Regions from separate parts of the Homo sapiens genome. Here region 1 is linked to region 2. The links are chromatin loops, found by intact Hi-C in ENCODE. Cell type or tissue: HCT116. All regions are shown on one strand.

What was found. Hi-C counts contacts between places; a loop is a spot of excess contacts. Peaks named below come from ENCODE experiments on the same cell type or tissue, not always from the same donor. Only the 100,000 strongest peaks of a DNase experiment are listed, where the experiment ranks them.
Region 1: it touches region 2 in a loop (4-fold over the local background); 3 of 110 quality-filtered maps call a loop at or near these places.

The regions. Positions count from the first base shown.
Region 1 is chr17:64,844,176-64,852,175 of GRCh38, forward strand. LOC105371860 (a long non-coding RNA gene) reads right to left here and starts at 2,582. Exons shown (of 2, transcript XR_934918.4): 1 at 2,502-2,582; 2 at 221-895. LOC105376844 (a long non-coding RNA gene) reads left to right here and starts at 5,636. Exons shown (of 4, transcript XR_934912.4): 1 at 5,636-5,812. RefSeq lists an enhancer at 3,876-3,925. In HCT116, a CTCF peak has its summit at 3,842 (motif pointing right); a DNase peak (open chromatin) is centred at 3,866.
Region 2 is chr17:64,934,981-64,942,980 of GRCh38, forward strand. No RefSeq gene overlaps it. Among named protein-coding and RNA genes, the nearest start is that of LRRC37A3, 20 kb to the left of the region's middle. In HCT116, a CTCF peak has its summit at 4,111 (motif pointing left); no DNase peak of the experiment used is centred here.

The sequences.
Region 1 (8,000 bases), 91 kb before region 2:
CAGTGGCTCATATCTGTAATCCCAACAACTTGGAAGGCTCAGGCAGGAGGATTGCTTGAGGCCAGGAGTTCAAGACCAGCCTGGGCAACATAGTGAGACCCTCGCCTCTGAAAAAATTAAATATTAATAAAAACAAACCCTAGTAGCTTCAGTCTTTGATTCTCCATCCCTCATTTCATCCCTTTGTCTTCTGGTAATATAATTTCCTTCTTGTTTTTCCTTTGGGATGAGCCACTTTCGCTCCCTGGGATTCTGCTGGGATTGAGTTACCGCCTTCCGGGCTCAAGCGATCCTCCCACCTCAGCCTCCCAAGTCGCTAAGACCATAGGTGCATGCCACCATGCCTGGCTAATGTTTTGTATTTTCTGTAGAGCCGGCGTTTTACCCTGTTGCCCAGGAGTTTTTCCTTTAATGTTCTCCTGCTACTTACTAATTCACTTTGTCACCCTGTGAGCTCATAAGAGCAGAGAGATAGCAACAGGAGCTAAAAAAAACTCTAAGCTGGGAAAAAATATTAAATATGAAATCATGATAGCTATTAGCTTAATTTGTTTTAGGCAAATTGCAAAGTAATTTTTTGGGAATCAGTGTCCCACTGCAGTGATTCCATACGGGGATTCCTAATTCCCAGTATGTTTTTAAAATAATTTGTAAACACCTAGTACAAACACATGATATGAAATTCAAGAGGTACAAAAGGGCATACAGCCCTGCACTCTCCCAGTTTCCCTCCCCGAAGGCAACCGCCATTACCAGTTTCTCGTGTGTGCTTCCAGAGGTATTCTTGTCCAACAGAACTTCAGTGATGAAAACAGTTGCCTGTGCTGCCAGTTTGGAAGCCATTAGCCACACGGGGCAGTTGAGCACTTGATATGTGGCTAGTGTGTCTTAGGAGCTGAATTTAAAAAAAAATTTTTTTTTTTTTAAAGACTCAGTGTCTTGCTCTGTTTACCAGACTGGACTGCAGTGATGTGTGAACATGGCCTCAAACTCCTATTTATTTATTTTTTGAGACAGGGCCTCACTCTGTTGTCCAGGCTGGAGTGCAGTGGTGCAGTCATAGGTCACTGCAACCTTGACCTCCTGGGCTCAAGAAATCCTCCCACCTCAGCCTCCTAAGTTGCTGGGACTACAGATGAATGCCACCATGTTTGGCTGATTTTTACAATTTTAAATTTTTTGCCTGGGCGCAGTGGCTCATGCCTGTAATCTCAGCACTTTGGGAGGCTGAGGCGGGCAGATCACCTGAGGTCAGGAGTTCGAGACCAGCCTGGCCAACATGGCGAAACCTTGTCTCTACCAAAAATACAAAAATTTGCTGGGCATGGTGGTGCGTGCCTGTAGTCCCAGCTACTTGGAGGCTGAGGCACGATAATCGCTGAACCCAGGAGGCAGATGTTGTAATAAGCTGAGACTGCGCCACTGCACTCCAGCCTGGGTGACAGAGTGAGACCCGTCTCAAAAAAAATAAAAATAAATAAATAAATAAATTTTTTGTAGAAAAGGGGTTTCACTATGTTGCCCAGGGTGTTCTTGAACTATTGGCCTCAAGCTATCCTCCCACTTGGCCTCCCAAAGTGCTAGGATTACAGGCATGAGCTACTGTGGCCAACCTAAATTTATATGTAAATAGCCATATGTGGCTAGTGGCTACTGTATCAGACCTCACAGTTCTGTACAGATAACGCACAGCGCACAGTAGCATACTATACACGCCCTACTAAATCTTGCTTTGTTCCCTTAACGGCACCTATGCATCTTGGAGATAGATTGTCCCAGTCTGCCTCATTTTTAAAAACTGCTGCATAATATCCTCTTGTAATCCACAAAGGCAATCCCAGACCCAGCCTGGGGGGCCATGGGTCATCACTTTTTACAACAAGCTCTAAAATCTTCCACATATACCATAATCAAGGCACTTCAGAACAACCCTAGGTTCCTCATGCCTCTACTTTTATTAGCCTGGGCCTGACATAGTTGGACATTGAATAGTCACTTCTGGGGGCTGGTGGAAATAATTTACCATGAGTGACTGCCCTAAAATATACTCTCCACCCACATGGCCCGTGTCTGGCATTCACTAGTGCTGGTGGCATTCTTTAAGGTTGCTCATATCTCTAAGTGGTTCTCCTTTAAAGAGCAAAGTCTCCTGGGAAAGGTGGTCATTAAGCAGAACATCTGGGGCTCATCTTGCTTTTGCCCTGTTGAGAGGGGCCAAGGGACTTGGTAGAGCAGCAGGGGCTCTGACGGTGAACCTCATTGTTTTTAAAATTATTCTTAAGAGGCCAGGTGCGTTGGCTCACACCTGTAGTCCCAGGATTTTGAGGAGCAGAGGCAGGAGGATCGTTTGAGTCCAGGAGTTCAAGATTAGACTGAGCAACACGGGGAGACCTCATCTCTACAAAAAATTTAAAAGAAAATTAATTGGGCATCGTGGCATGAGCCTGTGGTTCCCGCTACTCGGGAGGCTGAGGTGGGAGGCTGTGGTTCCCGCTACTCACCTGAGCCCAGGAGGTTGAGACTTGCAGTGAGCTGAGTTCACACCACTGTACTCGAGCCTTGATGACAGAATGAGAGTTTCTCAAAAAAAAAAAAAAAAAAAAAATTGTCCTTAAGTCCATGTGGACCCCTGACTAGGTTTGTGCCCTAGACAGCCTTCCTCTGAGGGCAATTCAGGTGGTGAGACTCCAGCTTTAAATGGCCTCTAGAGAAATTTCACTAACCTGCCTTGGTGTTTGACCCTGTATAACCCCTTTCTTCTGGAGGTCCCTTTGGGTGGCAGTAGATACGGGATTTGGTGTCTGACAGCTCTGGGGACAGATCCCAGCTCCAAATGGCAGAGTCTCTACAGATTACAAGCCAAATACTTAGCACTATGTGCTGATCTTCAGGAAGTCAGTCTATATTTCATAACAAGTCACATGGGGATAATGAAGGAATGGCCTAAAACGCTCTCAGTAATATTCCTGAGTCATCCCTCAGGGCTGGGCTTGGTGTTAGGCATGGCGGGGAAGGGAGCAGAGCTGTGTGCAGAGGAAGATGCAGTTCTTGCCTTGTCAGGGTCCCTGACCTGATGGCGACCCATGGTGGAGTCTTCATAGTGATAGACACCACTGTAAAAGCAGATCCAGGTTGTGCAACCCTCAAAGCAGGTCTCCTCACTCACCGGGATAGATAGACTATTGGCGGTACCTGCATCCACCGCTTGCCATGGTTTCGTTGTGGGTGGAGGATACTTTCCTGTCCCCTGGCTTTGGGTTTGCCCATGTGGATTGCTCTGGCCTTGGAATGAAGCAGAAACCAAAGGCTGCCAGTTCCGAGCCCACGTCTGAAGTCGCCTTAGGTGGTTCCGCGGGCCCCGTGCGCTCCCACCTTCACCCAGAGGGCCTTCTCTGGTGCAGCCGCTGCTTCTTCAGCCTCCGCCCAAAAGGAACGGAGGCCCCTGGCTGATCCGCAGGCCTACAGGGAGCCACAGAGCGCAGCGGCTGGACCAGCGTTCAAGCCCAAGCACAGGCCTGCGAGAACCTTGTTCCAGCCGCCGTTTAGGATGGTTGATTAGGACGCGTTGCAGTGGCGGTAGCTCACCAATCCAGTGCGTGCACCCGCTCCTTTATTAGGCCATAGAGCCAGTGGCTCCCACAGGGACCTGATACAACAGTGCGTTAAATAAGGAGCATATTGAGCTCTCATGTCGTAAGCCAGTGGAGAAGTCCAGGGCTAGTGTGGGGGCTCCGGCGGGGGCTGTGGCCCGCATCCGCATGGAGCCTCCCCATGGTTCACAGGTCTCAGTCTTCGGAGCCTTCGGCCCTGCGAGCCCGAACGGTCCACAGGGGGGCGCCAAACCCTCTTTCGAACGCCATCCTCTAAAGCCTAGGCTCCAACCGGTTCCATTTCTTCAGGCTCAGGATTTTCACTCTTCTCGAATGGGGGTGTCCCTCCCCCAATCTTCTGAGTCGCAACAGCATCTCCCTCCCTCCAGGACCTCAGAGCCAGAGCTGGGCGAGAGGCCCTGACCTCCGGGGTAGGGTGGAAGCGTCCCTGTGAAGGTGCTGTCCTGCCTCCCATCCCCAGGCGCCGGGCCTCTCCCACCCTCAGCGCCCTGCTCACCTCCAGCTGAAGATGTCAGGGCACCTCTGCTTCCTCCCTGCCGTTTCTGCAGTACCGCCGAGTGTGCATAAACGGGTTTAATACAGGCTTTGCTGGGTGCGGGGACTCCCACCTGTAATCCCAGTACCTTGAGAGACCAAGGCGGGAGGATCACTTGAGGCCAGGAGTTCAAAACCAGCCTGGGCAACAAAGTGAGGCCCGTCTCTGGAAAAAAAAAAAAAAAAAAGAATAAAAGAGGTCCCTTTTTCTGGGAGATTGATATAGGGGAGTGTGAGTTAGAAGGGAGGCATCGAGGATCAGTCATTTAAAGCAGCATCCAAGGATGTTCAAGGCTAGAGATCCACAGGTGTATTTTCAGAAACTGAATTTCCTGGCGGGGCACAGTGACTCATGCCTGTAATCCCAGCACTTTGGGAGGCCAAGGTGAGTGGATCACTTGAGGTCAGGAGTTCAAGACTAGCCTGGCCAACATGCTGAAACTGTTTTTAGAAAAAAAAAAATTGGCCAGGCATGGTGGTGGGCGCCTGTAATCCCAGCTATTCGGGAGGCTGAGGCAGGAGAATCACTTGAACCTGGAAGGCAGAGGTTGCAGTCAACCGAGATCACGCTACTGCACTCCAGCCTGGGTGACAGAGACTGTCTCCAAAAACAAACAAACACACAAACAAAACACAAAAAAACCCCAAAACCCAAAACAAGCCAGGCGTGGTAGCTCGCACCTGTAATCTCAGCCCTTTGGGAGGCCAGGGCGGGTGGATTACCTGAGGTCAGGAGTTTGAGACCAGCCTGACCAACATGGGGAAACCCCGTCTCTACTAAAAATACAAAAATTAGCCGGGCATGGTGGTGCATGCCTGTAACCCCAGCTACTAGGGAGGCTGAGGCAGGAGACTTGCTTGAACCCAGGAGGCAGAGGATGCAGTGAGCTGAGATCGTGCCATTGCATTCCAGACTGAGCAACAAGAGCAAAACTCCACCTTAAAAGAAAAAAAAAAAAAGAAAAAACAAACAAAACTCCTGAATTTCCCTGTGGATACCTTTTCTCTGGCAGACTTTTTCAATGAGGGCTAAGTTGTCTCCAATACTATATGGCCTGTAGACCGCTCAGCTTTCATTCCAGTGAAAACATTCCAGAAAAATCTCTGAATCAATCCCAGGTGTTTCTCCAATCAGCTCAGGATGATTGTGTGTTACCTGCTGCCCAGCTAGTGACACCTCTCCAGGCCTCTGACTTAGCTAGGTCTCCACCATGTGACTCCACCGTAGACTCCCCGCCTTCTTCTTTTGCAAAGCCTTGGACACCCAAACACCTACCAAAAGTGGGTTAGTGTGCCAGGACACCTCCAAGTGTAAGTGGGGCTCTCCAGCACACCTGGATGTGGAGGTGTGATGCAGAGTGGTGGCTGCTCGTGACACTCATTTCACCCCTTTCTGTGCAGGTGCCAGAAGCCCAGGAAGCACACATCAAGGCTCGCTTGCCAGCGGGGTGCTGCCAATAAAATGTAGTCACGTGGAATTTGGGATGTGGAAAGGAGGTAGAAGTCATCCTTTCCTCCCCCATAGCAGCAGGTGTGCAGGCTCTGGTGGTCAGCTGGACTCCATACTCCCCCACCAGTCACCAGCCTGGGGACCGTGGGGCTGCAAGGACCTCAGCAGCAGTTTCCCAAGTTTCCTGACTTCTTCCATCCTCTGGAAATCAGCTGTGGTAAAGTAGCCTGAAAGCCAGTGGTGCAACCCCATCCCCACAACCTTCACCACCTCTAGCCCCTCCAGTGATAAGCACTAATTGCCTATATACAACCCTTTTTTGTTTGAAATATCTAGAGTAATTTCTGTTTTCCTATCTGGGGTAGTGTAACATAAGAAGAAATATATATTTGGTCTCTGCCCCCAGTTCCTAACACAAAGCTCCCAAAACCCTTGAAAATTCCTGAATGATGGCAGTGCTAAGAGCATTGTCCTTTGTTAGTTTATCATTTTTCTTTTCTCCTAGGTGTTTTTTCCTTTTTAAACTTTTCTTTTAGGTTAGGGGGTACATATGCACGTTCGTTATATAGCTAAACTTGTGTCATGGGGGTTTGTTGTACAGATTATTTCATCACCCAGGTACCAAGCCTAGTACCCAATAGTTTTTTCTGCTCCTCTCCCTCCTCCCACCCTCCACCCTCAGGTAGGGCCCAGTGTCTATTGTTTATGAGTTCTCATTATTTTGCTCCCACTTATAAGAACATACAGTATTTGGTTTTCTGTTCCTGTCTTAGTTTGCTGAGGATAATGGCCTCTAGCTCCATCTGTGTTCCTGCAAAAGACATGATCTCGCTGTTTTTTATGGTTGCACATCTTTTGTTCTAACATTTGGTCCTTAAACCTGGTTCCTGACACAGAGCTCCTAAATCCCTTGGAATTTTCTGGGTGATAGAAGCGTCCTTTGTTCTCATGAGGTGACTCTTGGTGGGCTCCTTATTTGGGGACTGGTCACCAAAAAGACCTATGGTTGGAAGTGTTGTGCTGTCAGCCCCATTCCCCATCCTCTGGGGTGGGGAGTGGAGCTGGAGCTCAATCATGCCTACGTGATAAAGCCTCCAGAAAACTCCTTAAAAGACAGGACTTGGAGAGCTTCCGGGTTGGCGAACACATCCATGTTCCAGGAGAGTGGTGCACCCCAACTCCACAAGGACCCTTCCAGACGTCACCCTGTGTATCTCTTCATCTGGCTTCATCATTTGTGTCCTTTAAAATATCCTTTGTAATAAATCAGCAATAGTAAGAAAACTGTTTTCCTGGGTTCCATGAGCTGTTTTAGCAAATGTTCAAACCTGAGGAGGGAGTTGTGGGGACCTCCAATTTATAGCCAGTTGGTCAGATGCATAGGTGATGCTTGGCCTTGCACCTGGGGTCTGACATGGGGATGGTCCTGTGTGACAGAGCCCTTAACCTGTGGAGTCTGGTGCTCACTCTGCTTAGGGCTTCTCTGCCTTTTTAGTGTCCTTCTAGAAGGCCTTTCCTTCCTCTTGTCAGCTCAGAAAACTTTTCTTCCACTTCCCTTCTTCTAAACCATCCCTTACATCTACTCCTTTCCAGCCGACCAAGAGCAGAACCACGGCTGGCTCCACTGCCACCATGCTGTCCCACACTGTCTCCTCGGGATGTATTCAGATGTCCAACCCTCCCCCCAGTCTAGGAGCCACCCCCCTTTGAGGAAAGGGATGCTGGCCTAGTCAACTCTTTCCCAGCACCAGGCACAGCATCTGGCACATTCCATCTTTTTCATGGACTCTCCCCAGGCGGCCTGACCTTCCCTCCTCTGAACCAGTGCATTTCTTGTCTGCATCATGTTTGCCCTAATCAGATACCACCTTATTTCCATCTTTTAAAAAATGCTCTATTTCTCTGGCAGGCTTCATCGGAATCACAATTTTCATTCATTTAGTAACTGTTGGCCTTGTATCCACCTCTCTCTGGCACTCAGGTCTCACTTAAGAGCTGGCTGTCTGTGATTTGCAATCAGTGAGATGGAGACAGAGGGAGCCCTAGGCAGTCATGTTTTGTTCCACCTGACCCTGGGCGCCACTCCCCCTCCCAGGCTACAGGCGGACATGGGCACCAGCCAGGGAGAGACAGCTCATCCATACTCTGGCCCAGCAGAAACTCTGGGCTTAGACAAAACTGCTCAATTGAGGACAAACTGGGCAAAGTAGAATCTTACTTTGGGAGTTTTTAGAAATATGGTGGGGTGGCATTTGGGAATAATAAGAATTGTAGCTGGGCATGGTGGTACGCGCCTGTAGACCCCCAGCTCTGGAGGCTGAGGTAGGAGGATCTTTGGAGCCCAAGAGCTTGAAGCAGCAGTGAGCTATGAAGCACCACTGCACTCCACCCTGGGTGACAGATCA
Region 2 (8,000 bases):
GGACCTGCCTGGGGCACACCCTGGCCCCCAGGAAGCCCGGCTCTGGGAGCACTGCAGCCAGGATGGAGGAGGCAGTCTTCAGAGAGGCACTGTCTAGGCCAGCCCTGTGGGGAGGGAAGGCCAGATGGGGGAACCTGGAGGGGCTTGTGAACTGGTTCCTGACCCTAGAAACCCAGCAGAGGTGGACTCGAAGCCCATTCTGGGGAGAAGGCACCGGCAGGCTTCTCCGCCTGAGGTCTGCCCTCCTGAGGGTGCCAGGAGAGCACAGCCCTGGGAAGACTGTAGCCTGGGCTGTGACCTGAGGACTAGGAAGCGTTTATGACAGACATGGAGAGGCCTAAGTCCCTGCTGAAGCCCAGCATCACATCCCATTCCTGAGCACCAAAGGCCCCAGGCCCTGGGTAAGAGAAGCTTCCTAAAGGGCATCCTGAGGGCCCCGCCCTGATCACCTCTTCTTTGGAGAATTTCAGGAGGGAGGCTGGCATGGGCCAGACAACTGGCTGGACAGGGAAGAGGTGGGAATATCTGGACCTCGCCTGCCTCTCGCCACACTCCCCGCTTCCCTCCTCACTGTAGCCAAAGTTCTCCCTGTGCTTTCCACCGACAGTTCATGGCCTGTGCGTGCTATTCCTTCTGTCTGGAACGCCCTTTTCCCCTTTGCTTCCCCTTTCTAATTCGTCATTTTTCAGGTCTCACCTTAGAAGTCACTTCCTCCAGGAAGTCCTTCCTGCCTTGTCCTCCTCTGATCTGGGCTGGATGTAAGCCTCTGTGCTTCCAGGACGTCCTGCCTCTCACCCTCACCCCCGGATGGAGTTGCTGGTTTTCCCACCTGTCTCCCTCTCACCCTCACCCCCGGATGGAGTTGCTGGCATTCCCACCTATCTCCCCTCTCACCCTCACCCCCGGATGGAGTTGCTGGCATTCCCACCTATCTCCCCTCTCACCCTCACCCCCGGATGGAGTTGCTGGCTTTCCAACCTATCTCCCTCTCACCCTCACCCCCGGATGGAGTTGCTGGCTTTCCCACTTGTCTTCCCTGCCAGGCCAGAGGCTTCCAGCGGGTCGGCCCTGGCTCTGCCCTGCTCAGTGTTGGAGCCCACATGCCTTGCCAGGTGTGCAGTGCTTAGTATGTTCTCAGTCCATGTTTTTGAGTGAACAAATAGATACGTGAAAAAAAACCCAAAATCACCCCCAAAAGATGTGATCATTTCCCAGGCCCAATGGGAAGATCTCTGCCCATGTTTCCTCCAAGTGGACGCCTTGCCCTGGGCACTGCCCCCGTGTGTGTGTGTGTGTGCACGACTGCCTGCATGTGTGTACATTTGTGTGCATGTGCATGTGTGTGCAAGTCTGTGCATTTGTGTGTACATTTATGTGTGTGGGTGTGTGTGCGCATGTGTATGTGTGTATTCATGTGTGTGTGTTCGTGTGTGTTCATGTGTATGTGTGTGTGTTCGTGTGTGTGTGTGTGTGTGTTCGTGTGCATGCACGTAAAGGGTGCTCACCTCCTCCTGAGCTCCTTCAGGGCACCGCTCCAGCACGGGCCCAGGTAATCCCCCAGGAGCTTTAGCTGCTCCCAGCTCCTCCCGATGAGGTGCATCCGCTCCACATGCTCGTACAGAGATGCGTTTGCCATCTGCAGGTTGATGAGGGGCTGGGCCCAGATCTGCATCAGAAACTTCAGGGCCTGCCTGCAGATCTGGGGGCACCACCAGGCATTAGGGATGGGAAGGAATCGCTGTTCAATGAGCACTGCCCGGCCAGGTGCCACATGACCTCCTCACTTACCTGAGGGGCTATCTTCATTTTACAGATGGGGAAACTGAGGCTCAGGGAGATGAGGGGATTTGGCTAGGGTCACCCAGCTTGTAAATGGTACAGTCAAGCTCTGAACCCAGTTTATCTGACTCCCAAACCCACTCTCCCTCTAAGGGCAAGGGTCGCTGCCCCCTCCCCAACCATGCTGAGATGAGGGAGGGACTGCTTTGGTTAACGCCCCCTCCCTCTGGGCCTCACAGATCAGGGTCTCTGGGTTCAGGAACCCTTGGAGCTCTTTCCCCAGAGTTGTTTCCTGGCCATGCCCATCCTATTCCTGGAGTCAGAGTGCCACAGCAGACACATCTGAGCCGAGGGCTCCCTGTGACCTTCCTCCCTCTCCCACAGAGGCAGCCTTCCAAGTTTTCTACCCCCGACTACACAGTGGAGCTGAAGAGCACCACTCTCTGCTGGGCCCCTAAAACAAATCCAGTAAGAAGAACGTGCTGGAGGTGAGTGGTGGGGGTGGGGAGAAGGAGGGAAGGGGCTTAGTGATGCCTGCCAGCCCTCTGAAACTAGTGACCTGGAAATGACCTGGGGGTTTTTGACCCTTAATTCCCTATGAGCCAACACTGAGTGCAGCTTTTGGCTGTATTAATAGAGGTAAGAGTCCAGAGCCAGAGAGGTGATATTGGTGCAGTTGCTGGCAGTGCTCTGGGACCCTTACTGTAGGCAAGCCCCAAGTAGGAGGACCTGGGAAGAATTGGGGCTACCATTCTCAGGGCTCAAGGCCAAAGCTGCATCCCCGCCCCAGGGGACCTGTCCTGTGTTTCTAGCATCACAGATTCTGCAGTTCCCCCTCCAGGAGCTGAGTTAATAATAATCCTTGCCCTGGAGGGTGGTGAGGAGTAGGGCCTCTGGAAGAGGAAATTCTCATGCCTAGAATGGCAGCCCTCGTCCCAGCCTGAGAGAGACAGGAGGCTCCGTGTCCTTGGCTGCTTACTGTGACAGGCCTGGTTGGGAAACCTCTTTCTCCCCAGGTGCCCTTCCCTGTCCCTGAGCCAAAGCCCCATTTCTGTCTGGACTGCATCCCCAGTGAATAAACCGGGGCAGTGGGCAAGACTACCAGGTTACCCCCACAGGAAGGGAGAGAAGACCCAGGATGGGTACTCCCAATGCCACACCCTTCACTGTCCACGTCTTATCTTGTTTTTAAACTACTCTTACCCTGACCTCAGTCCCTAGAAGGTTTGAGGCAGATCACAACAGAAACACACGTGGTGAACTGGCAAATTCACTGAAAAGCCAGGACCACAAAAAACAAGTTAGAGATGGGACTCAAGATGGAGAGGAATTAGGGGGCAGATGATGTACAGGTGCTAAGGTGTGGTTGCTGAAGAAAATTTAGCTCTGACTTTCCTGCTAGGTAAGGTGAAAAGAGAGGGGCTATCAGGTGCATGTCTCTTTGTTGTTGAAAAAATAATAAAACCCACCCAGATGTTGAGGGAATCAAAGCTTTTTCCTAACCCTTCGCTCTTAAATTTCTTGTGTGTAGCTCTGTGAACATGGGATCTAGAAGGACAAGTCAGGTACCCTGCAAAACACCTCCAGGGAGGTTTAATGGGGCTGCTTCAGGTGGCATTATTATGATGAAGGCCAGCAGCATGACCTCATGTCTCAGCTCAGAAAAAGCAATTCTGCAAAGAACCTGACTGTGTAGTTTCTTGATTATTCACCAAGCTCCATTCAGTTCTAGAACCAGGATATCTACAAAGCAAAGTTGGAAAACTGGTTTCATCTCATGAGCTACTCTGATGACTAGGTCTGGAGTCTTGTGGGGTTTTGTTTTTATTTTTTGTTTCTGTTTTTGTTTTTGTTTTTAGAGACAAGGGAGCTTGGGTTTCCTTTCTACCCAGCAGGCATGGCTCAGTGGCAGACACCAACCACTGGCATCTGGGTTGTATTTCATAATTTGCACAGTACTTGCAGAACCTTGTCTCATTTAAGCTTTGTAATAACCCCACAAAAATAGCTGGTAGTAGCTGAATTTTACAGACACTGAAATGGAAGCTTGAAGAAATTAGGTGAAGGTCAGGGTGAGGCAGCTAGTGAGCAGCAGAGCCCGCCCTCTGGTCCCAAGGCCCAGGGACCCTTCTGCCTGCCCCTGGGGGAGTCAGGGCCTTTGCCTTTTGCCCAGGGCACACCCACTGGCCGCTCCCACTGGCCCCCCGCTGTGGAGACACCTCTACACTGTAAGAACTATCCAACCAAGGGGGCCAAAGCCAGCCTTGCTCCACAGTCCTGAGGCATCAGACACTGTGCAGACTGCCCTGCCCCCTGCTGGCTGCCTGTCTGCTTCCCGTGGCCAGCCCTGACCGCGGCCCCTGTCCCCCAGCCACTTATTGCTCGCCACAGCCCCTACTCTGCTGCTTCCATTCTGGGGCCCGAGTGGACGGGTGGACCTAGAGGAGGCTGGCATTGCTGAGCCAGCAGCAGGGACACTAGACACAGGCAACAAGGGTAATGGAGCAGAACACAGGCTCTGGAACCAGCCAACATGGCAAAACCCTATCTCTACTGGAAATACAATAATCAGCTGGGTGTGGTGGTGCACGTCTGTAATCCCAGCTCCTGGGGAGGCCGAGGCACTTGAGCCCAAGAGTCAGAGGTTGCGGTGAGCTGAGATCATACCACTGTACTCCAGCCTGGGTGACAGAGCAAGACTCTGTCTCAAAAAAAAAAAAAAAAAAAAAGGAAGCACTGGAGGACATTAAACAAATAGCAGATCCTCCAGCCTGGCCAACATAAAAATACAAAAATTAGCTGGGCATGGTGGCGGGTGCCTGTAATCCCAGCTACTCGGGAGGCTGAGATAGGAGAATCACTTGAACCCAGGAGGCTGAGGCTGCAGTGAGCCGAGATCGCGCCACTGCACTCCAGCCTGGGCGACAAAGGGAGACTCCATCTCAAAACAAACAAACAAACAAACAAAACAAAACAAAACAAATAGTAGATCTGGTCAAGCCCCTCAGAGCTGTTACATAAACCAACTACTGAGGGTAAAGACCTTTGGAAGGACCATTTAAAACACCTGGGGCTTCATCGGGCTGGATTTGCTCGGAGCTACAGGTGGAATCAAGAGTTCTCTATAATCATCACTTGCACAGCGTAGTTTTCAGGGAAATATTTTCCTATTTGACAGGTGAAACAGTATTTTTCACCTGCCTGTAGGCAGTTTTGAGACAATATAGTACTTTTCCAGAAGTGCTTCCCTGAATGACTGCGCACGATTATGATGACATTCTGGAATGGGGTTTTATAACACTTGTGGGAACACGCTGCCCCTTTAGCAATGGAAAACAGGACTTCAGAGCTGCCTTCTGAAAGGCCTGGTCCCTGCAGATGGAACCCACCTGGGACCCTCCTGGTCACCTACCCATCTGCCTCCAGTGTACCACCCGGAAGCTCTTATGCCCCTGTGCGGGGGCTGCCTGGGGGCATTAGACCAAGCATGTGTGCCTTCCCCAGGAAGCAGGCAAACCAAGGAAGCAGGCAAACCCAGATCTGAATGCCAGCCACACCACTTCATCACTATGTGACCGGACAGGTTTCCTAACCTCTCTGAGCACCCATTTCTTCAGCTGTAAAATAATGATAGTTCTTACAGTGTGTTGTTGTAAAGATTAATTAGTAGGGGGAGTTCTGAGTGGTGGAAATATGAGTGGTGGTTATTCTTGACTTTGTGCCTACCTTTAAAAAAAATTAACAGATCCTTTCCACCACAGAAGCTCCCAAGTTACTAGGAGCTGACTCTGGCCATACCACTCACTCTCTACCCATCTCCCAGGCTGCTTCCAGCAGATCGGCTTCTTTGTACGACCCAAGCTCTGTGCCTTCTCTGGCCTCTATTACTGTGACATCTGCCACCAAGATGATGCCTCAGTGATTCTGGCCAGGATCATCCACAGCTGGGACCTCACCAAGCACCTGGTAAGTCTCGAGCCCAGCTCGTCACAGCCACTCAGGGCTGGTGAGGGACAGAGGGGTGTTCAATCCTCTTTGCTGCTGCTGTTCATCTGTTTAGAGGAGTTTGGCTCCTCTAAACAAGGGAAGCTGGGGTCACTGGTTCAGGCACTGTGACGTGGGGGAGCTAACCAAGAGAAAAGCTTGGTGCCTGTCCACAGCCCTGGGCAGAGCTCCGTCGGTGGCTGTCTTGGTCCCCAGGAGGGAGTCTGAGGATGGTTTCCTGCAGCTACAGACATAACCGCTTAAGGCACCAGCAGATAAATGACTGATTAGGTAGATAGATAGATAGATAGATAGATAGATAGATAGATAGACAGACAGATAGGCAGGTGGATGGTGGATGAGTGGATGGGTAGGTGGATGGTTACCTGGGCAGGTGAATGAGTAAATGGGTAGGTGGATGAGTGGATGGGTTGGTGGGTAGGTGGATCAGTAGGTAGATGGGTAGATAGGTGGGTGAACGGGTAGATAGCTAGATGGGTAGGTGGATGGGTAGGTAGATGGGTAGATGGGTGGGTGATTGTGTAGATGGCTAGCTGGGTAGATGGGTAGGTGGATGGGTAGATGGGTGGGCAGTGTGTAGATGGGTGGGTGGATGGGTGAATCGGTAAGTGGATGGGTAGATGGGCTGGCCAGCGAGCTGGCTATACCTTGGAGCAGTCATCCTTAAAGACTATCAAGTAGGCGTATCCATGAATTAATGACGAGGAACCAAGAAGATAGTAAATGACAAAGCTAAATGCAGTAGCAAAGCTGATACAAGGTGACATGGAGCTCAAAGAAGGAGCAGATTTTTAATAATATGTCTAAAGCAATAGTTTCATAAATGCAATTGTTAGCTTAGAGGAAGTAATAATGACCCACATGGTGAATGGTACATGGTAGAATGCATAGCTTTCTATGATTCTATAGCAAGCTGAAGAAAGAGAAAAAAGAACGTGCACTGTGGTAGACTATAAAAAACTGCTTCAACAAAATTTTCAACTGAAATTGGTCTTCCAGACCTTTCTCCACCCCTTTATCCTGAATGGGCTTCTATAAAATCCCCAACAAATAGAATATACAGAGAATGACAGTGTAGGATTTCTGAGGATAAGTCATAAAAGTTAATACAGCTCACTGTCTCTATTGAAGCTTGTTGTGGAATTTAGTACCAGGTATAAGGAAGCCAATGCCATGCAGAAAGTCAGCATGTAAGTCTTCCAACAGATAGCATCAGCTAACATCTAAGCCAATGGCTGGCATCAACTTCCAGATTTGTGAGTAAGCAATCTTTAGACAATTCTAGCAACAAGTCTTTGCAATACCCCCCCAATGACCATGATCAGAGCAAAATCAAAATAAAATTGCTGCTTTATGAAAATAAACGTTGTCATTGTTTTAAGCCACTTAATTTACGGTTAGTTTATTACAAAGAAATAGATGACCAGTAAAAACTTTGAGTAGTGAAGATGTAAGAGCAGTAAGGATTAAAAGTGCTGAAAGAACTGGAAGTGAACAGCAGAGGAGGAAAAGTTAAGAAACAAATGAGAGCTCCTGAGAATGTCAAAAACAGAGAGATTTGCATTTTGGCTGAGGATAAGAAGAATATAGATCAAAGGCATAGAGAAAAAATGTGCTTGAAATATAGACTAAACTCCCAGAGTTTCAGCTATTGATAAAATTCAGATTTTTTTCACGAGTTCAAGAGATCAAGACCATCCTGGCCAACATGGTGAAACCCTGTCTCTACTAAAAATACAAAAATTAGCTGGGCGTGGTGGCGGTGCCTGTAGTCCCAGCTACTCCGGAGGCTGACGCAGGAAAATCACTTTAACCCGGGAGGCAGAGGCTGCAGTGAGCTGAGATTGTGCCACTGCACTCCAGCCTGGCGACAGAGTGAGACTCCGTCTCAAAAAAAAAAAAAAAGAAAAAAAAGAAAAGTCAGATTTTTTCAGACAGAAGTGTTTTATCAGCATTCAAAATAAATTTACTAAGAAAATCACAGTGTCTATTTTGGGAAAAGTAACCATCTCCTAGTCCAACTGTCTACCTAAGAGAAAAGTCTGAAATATATATAGCACTTAATTGTTATTGTATTTCTTTTCTCATAGTTAAAATCATTGAATGCCATCTTTGCATGAAAATATTGTGCAGAGTTCAAAACACTAAAAATATACGAGTAGTTCTTGGTTTTTGGTCATAAAAACAAACTATATTAGATGAGATAAAAGAACTAC